2 separate regions of the Homo sapiens genome follow, and region 2 is linked to region 1. Evidence: chromatin loops called from intact Hi-C (ENCODE). Cell type or tissue: tibial artery. All regions are shown on one strand.

Region 1 (4,000 bases):
TGCAACATATTTGAGAGTGGTTTTCCCACTGCAGAATGAGATTATGGAATGCATGAAAAAGACATTTTAAGCTTGAATCACAGTAAATTCCAAAAGAATGATGACAGAATTATTCTTGTACTTCTCAATATTTTTCCCAACTTAAATAATTAGTGATGAGTGTCCATGGGAAAAGTGGTGGTAATTCTAAATTGAGGGTATTTGGTAAAAATGTCCTTTAGTTTTTGCCTGTGCCTTTGTTTTACTCCCTATTGCCTGTCTTAGTGACATCTCAATTTCCAAAGCTTAACTGAGGAAACAAAAACAGGCCAATGCTGTGACCTCTTGAGGTGAGGGCAGAGGGGGCCGCACAGACTGGCTGTCCTGAGACCGCCCGTCAGTCCAGGAAAGCATCGAGGGTGTGGCATCCCCAGCCCTGGACACAAGCACCTGGCAGCACGGTGCACAGAGGGCCCAGGGTCAGGGGTTCCCCACTCCCAGACACAGACTTCCATTAGGTGCTGTCACCTTTGTTATATTACAAGGTACTATTACAAGATTGCTGACTTTGAGATTCATCTGTTCTTCTTCTTAGGAAGCCACACCAAAAAACCGAGGTTAATTTTACTTCCTGAAGAAACAGCCATCTCCTGCCACAGCATGTCCCAAGGGCCCTGTGGTGGTGAAGCGCTGTACTCCAGTCCTGTCGGGTGGGGGACACTAAGGGGGCGCCCAGAAGACACAGAGGCAGAGGCACTGATCACGCCTGTGTTCAGCTGTTCTCCGGGCTAGACACATCTTTTCACTAAGGCATTTTCTATTAATTATTTCATATTATACAAAGAGAAAAAAAAAACATCAACAGCTTTTAAAGCAGCAATTTAGGTCCAAAAACCAGTAGCTTGTGATGTGTATAGTCATGGACAACTTTTGAATCTGGTTTTGAGAAAAAAAATCTAGATTTTAATGACTTAAAACATTAAGTTGAATTAAAAACTGGTATTAACCTGGAGTGCAGAATGTAAGGAATTTGCTCTCCATTCTTTTAAAGGGGAAATATTTTCACAATGGTTGCTCAGCCTTGCTTTCTGCAGCATGAAGAACAGTTTTAATGTAGAAAAGTCATTAATGAAGAGTGCGGCAAAGGAAATCTCATATAAGCATCTGTCTCTGGGAGAAAAACCTTTTCTGTAGCTCAAAGCTACAAACTTTAAAGTTTTATAAATATCTTTCCAAAGACATACTCCAGACTCTGAAGCTAAATGATTTCTATTCATGTTTACAGACATGTTTTTGAATCTTCCTTTTTAAGTGCCCCTATCTAAAATTCTATAAAATGCCAACAACAAAAAAGGCACTCAAAAAGGGAAAATAGGAAGTAACTGGCATCAGCAAGATTAATTCACAAAGCCGTCTATCCCAGAAAACACTTCTGTATTGCATTAAAGACAAATGCTTCACACTGAAGAATAAAAACTAAATGAATTACCTTTCCTCTCAGAGCGCTTCTTGCGCCTCCTTTTATACCGACGCCCCATGATGCTGAAAAAGGTCCCCATGTGCAAAGGCCCAGTGGTGGACGACGCCATGCAGACACGCCAATGCCAGTCCGGCCGGCCCCAGCCTCATTCTGTCCCTCAGTCACTCGGGGCAGCAGCACACCGACTCACTTCCGTGTGCCGGCAGCTGCGACAACAGCAGCCCCTACCGACGAGGGAGCCTCCTCCTCTGCCTCGGGCCCATTCATCATGCCGCAGTTAGGCAGAACTAGGCTGAAGGGGCCCACACACCACAATGACTTCAGAGCACACCACCCAGAGAATGACATGTGACAGCTAACCGTTCAGCGCAGTCACAGTAAAACACCACGAGCAGAGGGGAGAGAACGACAGCCGTGAATCTTCTAGGGAAACAAATCTCCCACAGCAGACGTACCAAAGTCCTGTTTAAATGGAAATCCTAATACAAAAAATCTATCAATAAAAGAGTACAGTTTAGAAAATAAAACTGCAAAAAGTAACAGGCTACCACACAACACAATGCAGAGGCTCAGCAGACGCCAGCTGATGAAAACAGCTCCATATAAAGTGCAGGTGAGTGGTCAGGATGTCACCAGTGAAATCCCTGGGACAGGAAACTGCAGGCCACTGACAAATGGATCCCCCCGCCCCCAGAGAGTGCTCTTCCTCCTCTCTTAACTCACGTGTCTCGGACCAATGCTGACCTGCCTTGTTCATTACTGCAGAGCAGGGGCACAGCTCATGCCCCAGGTGAATGACACACAGCCAAGGGAGGGGCAAACGCCAACATCTTCCCATTTTCCACTGTGCCTGGCTTGATCAGCACAGCCAGTCTGTGACTAGCACAGTACCATGGCCAGCCTGGGGCGAGCAGGGACACACATCACACACATGTACATGCACACACATCACATACACACATCATACAGCACTTGGTGCCTCTGCCACTCGGGATCCAGCATTCAGGGCTGGCAAAGCAGAACCCACAGCCCTCAGCCTCCTCTTGTCTAGAAAAACGCTGTTCAGGCCCCAGGGAGATACCTCCCCTGAGATGGCCTGTGTCTCTGGAACAAAAGGCAGCTGCATCCAAATGCCCTGAAGATTAGGCTGTCTTGGAAGGAGTCCGATTATGGGGAGGAGTCAAGCAGAAGAAGCACTCATAGGCAAAAGAAAAAAAAGACAAATTAATTAGTCAGATTCTTTCTCTTGCCACAATGCAATTACTGTCTCGTGTAACAAAGTACCTTTTCCTAATAATGACCAACATCCACTTTCTAATTCATTATTCCAATTAGTGCAATGCTTGTGACAACTGCACATGGCACCTAAGGAAATTATGCCATATTAAGCAATTCTTATTACTCTTAAATTTGTGTGTGTCCAGACACACTCTGCGTAAGCATAGTGAATTCTTTTCATTTTCTATTGCCTCAGCATCTATCTGGAATATGAGCTGCACTTTCTCCTAGTAGCGGCAGAGTTCAGCCACCCCTGACACTTTGTAGTTCTACACCACACCCAGTGGCTCAAGCCAGTACCAGAGATGAGAACCTAGAGGCATCTTTCACTCAGGCACCTGCCCACACACTTCAAGTGACCCCACCCTACTCCCTTATTTGTTCTGCTGGTTGGCTGCAGTGCTCTCTCTCTCTGCCTGACCCTTTGTTCCTGCTTGCATGACCCAGGGACAGAGGACTGCCCTCCTGACTCATGGCACCCTCCCTGCTCAGGACCTGTAAGTAAAAATCTTTGAACATGTTTCCCCCATTGTGTGGTGTACTGAATTTGTGCCTGAATTTGTGTTGGGCTCCTGGCACGAGTGACGGTCAGGCAGGAATAACCTGGACATGGATCAGACAAGAGCCACCAGGGCATGTGTCAGTACACACACATTTCCAGAGGGACCCCTTGGTCACAGGTGGAACAACGAGACATCAGGCCCGACCGCCAGGCAAAGCAGCATCTCATGAAAGCACTGGAAACAGCATGCCCAGCCCCTTCACTTCTCGTTAGGGTGGGGCTGCCAGCCACTCTGGCACTGGAACCCCAATGTAGCTGGAGGCCCTCAAAACACTGTAAGACTCAGGATCCATGTCAGCAATCAGACAGATGTCAGACATCAGAATTATCAATAGTTTTATTTCTTATAAAATTATTAATATGATTTAACTAAATTTTCAAAGTATTAAATTTAAAACTCAGCTTTAAACAATTTTGATTTAAACATTTCACATTAACTACTTTATATCTTATAACTTAATAATTTAGAAAAAATAATTTTTTGAAAACACAAAAAATTATAATTTTTGCTTTGTTATTTCCTTAAAATTCAAATTTTTGATAGAAAGATATTCAAATTTTGTATACTTCAAATTCAATGACATTTTTGTTTGTTTGTTTGTCTGAGACAGAGTTTTGCTCTGTTGCCCAGGCTGGAATGCAGCGGCAGGATCTCAGCTCACTGCAACCTCCACCTCCTGGATTCAAGCGATTCTCCTGCC
Region 2 (4,000 bases), 300 kb before region 1:
CTGGCAGGGAGGGTGGCAGGGGCAGGCAGCGACCGGCGGGGGCCTCGGGGTCAGCCCCGAGCAGGGCAGAGTTATTAGCAAGACCCGGCCCCACAGAGTTAGCCACGTGGGAGACCCAAGCACCGCTGTCCCTGGTTAAAGTGGTGACTGCGACCTGAGACAGTGCGCCCGGGAGCCCAGAGGAGAAGGCGGAGGGGGCCGCGTGCTTGCCCAGGGAGCCCATCACCAGGGGGTGCAGAAGTGGCGTGCGCAGGCGGACGTCAGGGCGTTGGAGCTGCTGGCTGGGAGCGGCTGCGGCGGGCGAGAGTCCTTGGCTGTCTGGGTCCTGCAGGCTTCCCCAGGGAGGGGCCCCGCCCAGCAAGGAGGAGAGAGAAGCTCTACCTGAAGATGGTGGTGGCACTGAGGGCCCCGTGAGTGGTGCCCAGGGCCTGCCCAGGGAGGGAGGCGATGGGGTGGGTGCAGGCAAGGTGCCAGCCTCGGTTGTGTGGGCGCCCGGAGAGCTAGGAATGCCACGGCTGGGCCAGAGAGTGGTCCCATTCTCCTGGGGGGTGCTGGAAGGCCCAGCGAGGGCAAGGGGGCCCACAGGAGTCTCCAGGACCAGGGTTTCCGCCCTGGCCAAGCTCTCAGTGGGGACAGTGTCATTCCACAGCTGGACGAAGCTCCGGATGCCTTTGGCCACGTTCAGGATCTCGGCTCCGACACCGGCAATGTTCTCCTCTGGCGCGTCCGGGCTCTCGGCAGAAGTGGGGGTGTCCTGGCCATCTTCCAGCAGCTCTGAGGGTGGCTCAGGGCTGCCAGGGGCTGTCGCTGGCTCTGTGGAACCATTCCGGGGGGTCACGTGTGTGGTGGTATCTGCTGTGGGCTGCACAGGCAGGGGCCCCTGGGGCTCAGGGATCGTGGTAGCTGCATGGCTGGTGTCCTCATTATTGAACCAAAGCCAGTTCAGGTTCAGCAGGTTGGCCCGGGCAGCCGCCAGGCAGCAGAAGAGCAGCAGCAGGATGTGGCAGCCACAGGGGTAGGGAGCCATCGGGGCAGTGCGGCTGGAGCTGCGGGCGGCGGGAGGGCCTCTGTGCCTGGAGGTGGGGCTAGCCAGGCTCACGCCCTCCTGCCCTCCCCTGTGCAGGCTTCCCAGCCTCTGGCCGGCTGTCTTCCACCCCCCACTCTTGCAGAAGGAAAGAAGGCACCAGCCTTGGAATCAAGGTGCCCAGCACCCGGGGGTTCCAGCACCCAAGGATTTATAACTTCTTTCCCACGGCCCTGCAGCAGCCCCAGGCTCCGTGAGGACAGAGGGTGCTGTGTGCAGTGTCCACAGGGTTCCCAACGTGCTCCGCTAGGCTCTGCCGGGGCAGGGCTGCTGAGTCTCTGGATTGGGGCTCCAAGCCAGGACCCCATCCCAGAAGCACTGAGGCAGCGGCCCCCAGCCCCTGCTCCCCCTCTGACCTGGAACGCCCAGAGGCGCCTGGCCTGGAGCCATTGTGTTGTGGGAAACTTGGAACCGAAAAAATGCTCAGCTTGCTGCAGTGCCAATTCCACTGTTGCAATGGCTGCCCAAGTCGTTAAACATCCCGGGGAGGGTCTCGAGGGGCTCAGACCCTCTCAGAGCTGCTGTGCCTCCCCTCAAAGCTGGGGCTTTACCTGCCTTGGACTGTGTCCCTCTCAGCCCTTCCTGACCTTCTGCCCAGGAGACCCAGCAGAGACGGAGCCCGGGACCAGGGCAGGAATGCATACTCCTTCCCGGCCTCAGTCTCCCCGTCCACAAAAGGATCCGGTTAGACTGGAACATTCCAGGCAGCCGGTAACCCACAGGGATGTGAGTGGCATGTGAGTGGCTGCTGTGCCCCCCCGCCAGCTGCCCAGGCACAGCAGTGGGTGCTGAGTGTGCCTTATGCCCTCTGAGGACCTGTGTGCAGCCTGGCCATCGGCCCATTTCACAGATGAAGAAAACTGAGGCATGAGCCTGGTGACCCCGCTCAAGATCACGGAGCCCATCAGAGGTGGAGCCAGGCAGTTTACACAGGCGTGCTCACTCACACACACGTTCACACATGTGCATCCTCACACGCACACACCCAGGTTTCACCCCACAATCCACCCACCCCCTCAGTGCTCTGCACGCCAGCTCCCCCAGCTGGAGTCCCTCGTCACCCTGCCTCCTCCAGGCTGTGCGGCTGGGGTTGCAGCCACCCTCCCCCAGGGCTGGGGTCAGTTAATGTGACAGCAGCTGTGACGAAACAGCCCCACAACCTGTCCCCAGCTGTCCCCAGGTCAGGACATGCTGTAGCCATCGGTCGATTGCTGTCCACAGGGCAGGGCTGGGCTGCTTGGGACCCAGCCTTGTTTCAAGCAGCTGAGTGCCACCTCCTTCTCGAGGGCAGGCGCAGGCATTCCACAAGCAAACATCTGCATGTCAGTGAGGCCGTGCTCCCAAAACGAATCCCCACACTGCTCAAACTCGTCTCAGAGATGCCCAGAGAAGTCTCTTTGCTTGAAAACTGACTGCTGCTGCTGTGATTTTATGTCTGAACACGCCTCCGGAAAGTCTCCAAACAGAAATTCCAGAGACTGCCCCCTCCTCCACCAGCGCATCTCAGGAAGGGAACTCTGTTGTGGGGGACACCCCCAGCCCCATCCCGAAGGCTCTGTGCTCAGAGGGTCACTGGCCAGCTGGGCTGGCCCTACATTCATGCCCCCCAATATACACCTCCTGGGCAGAGCCAGGCACAAGGAACTGATTACGCCTAGCAATGGAGGGAGAGCAGCTCCGGCCCTCGGGGCCACACTTGGAGGATGGTGGCAGCCCCATGGCACTGAGCACCCACCCTGCCATCTGCAGGGTGCCCAGCTCCCTCCACCCTTCCCCTGCCCACTCCATTCCTGACCCCACCCTTCCTGCCCACTGTCCAGGACTCCTCCACCTCTAAGTGCTTTGAGAGCTTCCTGTCCACCATTGGGGTTCCCTCACCTCCAAGCACCTCCACAGCATCGCACGTTTAACCTCCTGGAAATCCTAGTGCGGCTCTGCCACGGCTCCACAGCTCAGCCCCCGGGATCTGGTTCCCACCAGGAAGCACCTGGCAAGGGTGGCTACTACATAAGCCTCCTCACATCATCACTCAAACGCACGCATGTGTACGCACATGCTCACACACGAACACCCACATATGCACACATATATGTATGCTCACTCCTGCTCATGCATGAACACATGCACATGCATGCTTAGCTATGCCATATATGTCACATGTGAATACTCACATACACAAGCCCCCACACATGTACATATAAGCGTACGTGCCAGACATGAATGCTCATATGCATACACAAGCACACACATGTACATACATGCTCACATGTCACACATGAATACATGCATACACAATCACACACACATACATGCTCACACATGTCACATGTGAATACTCGCATACACAAGCCCACACACATACATAATGCTTACATGTCATACATGAATGCTCACATGCATACACAAGCTCACACATGTACATACATGCTTACATGTCACACATGAATACTCGCAATCACACACATACATATAGGCTCACATGTCACATGTGAATACTCATGCATACACAAGGTCACACATGTACATACATGCTCACATGTCACATGTGAATACTCACACACATGTACATACATGCTCACATGTCACATGTGAATACTCACATGCATACACAAGCCCCACACATACATACATGTTTACACATGTCATACATGCTCACATGCATACACAATCACATATGTACATGCATGCTCACACGTCAGTGAATACTCACATGCATACACAATCACACGTACATATATGCTCACACGTCACATGTGAATATTCATGCATACACAAACTCACATACATGCTCACACATGTCACACATGAATACATGCATACACAAGCTCACACACACATGCTTACATGTCAGATACAAATGCTCACATGCATACACAAGCCCCCACATGTACATACATGCTTACATGTGTCACATGA

Evidence for each region. Hi-C counts contacts between places; a loop is a spot of excess contacts. Peaks named below come from ENCODE experiments on the same cell type or tissue, not always from the same donor. Only the 100,000 strongest peaks of a DNase experiment are listed, where the experiment ranks them.
Region 2: it touches region 1 in a loop (2.2-fold over the local background); 22 of 110 quality-filtered maps call a loop at or near these places.

What each region holds. Positions count from the first base shown.
Region 1 is chr21:45,150,177-45,154,176 of GRCh38, reverse strand. All of the region lies in intron 2 of ADARB1 (adenosine deaminase RNA specific B1), which reads right to left. Among named protein-coding and RNA genes, the nearest start is that of ADARB1, 78 kb to the right of the region's middle. RefSeq lists an enhancer at 1,968-2,824. In tibial artery, no CTCF peak of the experiment used is centred here; DNase peaks (open chromatin) are centred at 1,656 and 2,296; H3K27ac peaks cover 3,406 bases.
Region 2 is chr21:45,452,558-45,456,557 of GRCh38, reverse strand. The region is part of intron 2 of COL18A1 (collagen type XVIII alpha 1 chain); the gene reads right to left. Among named protein-coding and RNA genes, the nearest start is that of MIR6815, 24 kb to the left of the region's middle. RefSeq lists an enhancer at 1,089-1,645. In tibial artery, no CTCF peak of the experiment used is centred here; no DNase peak of the experiment used is centred here; H3K4me3 peaks cover 1,597 bases; H3K27ac peaks cover 2,989 bases.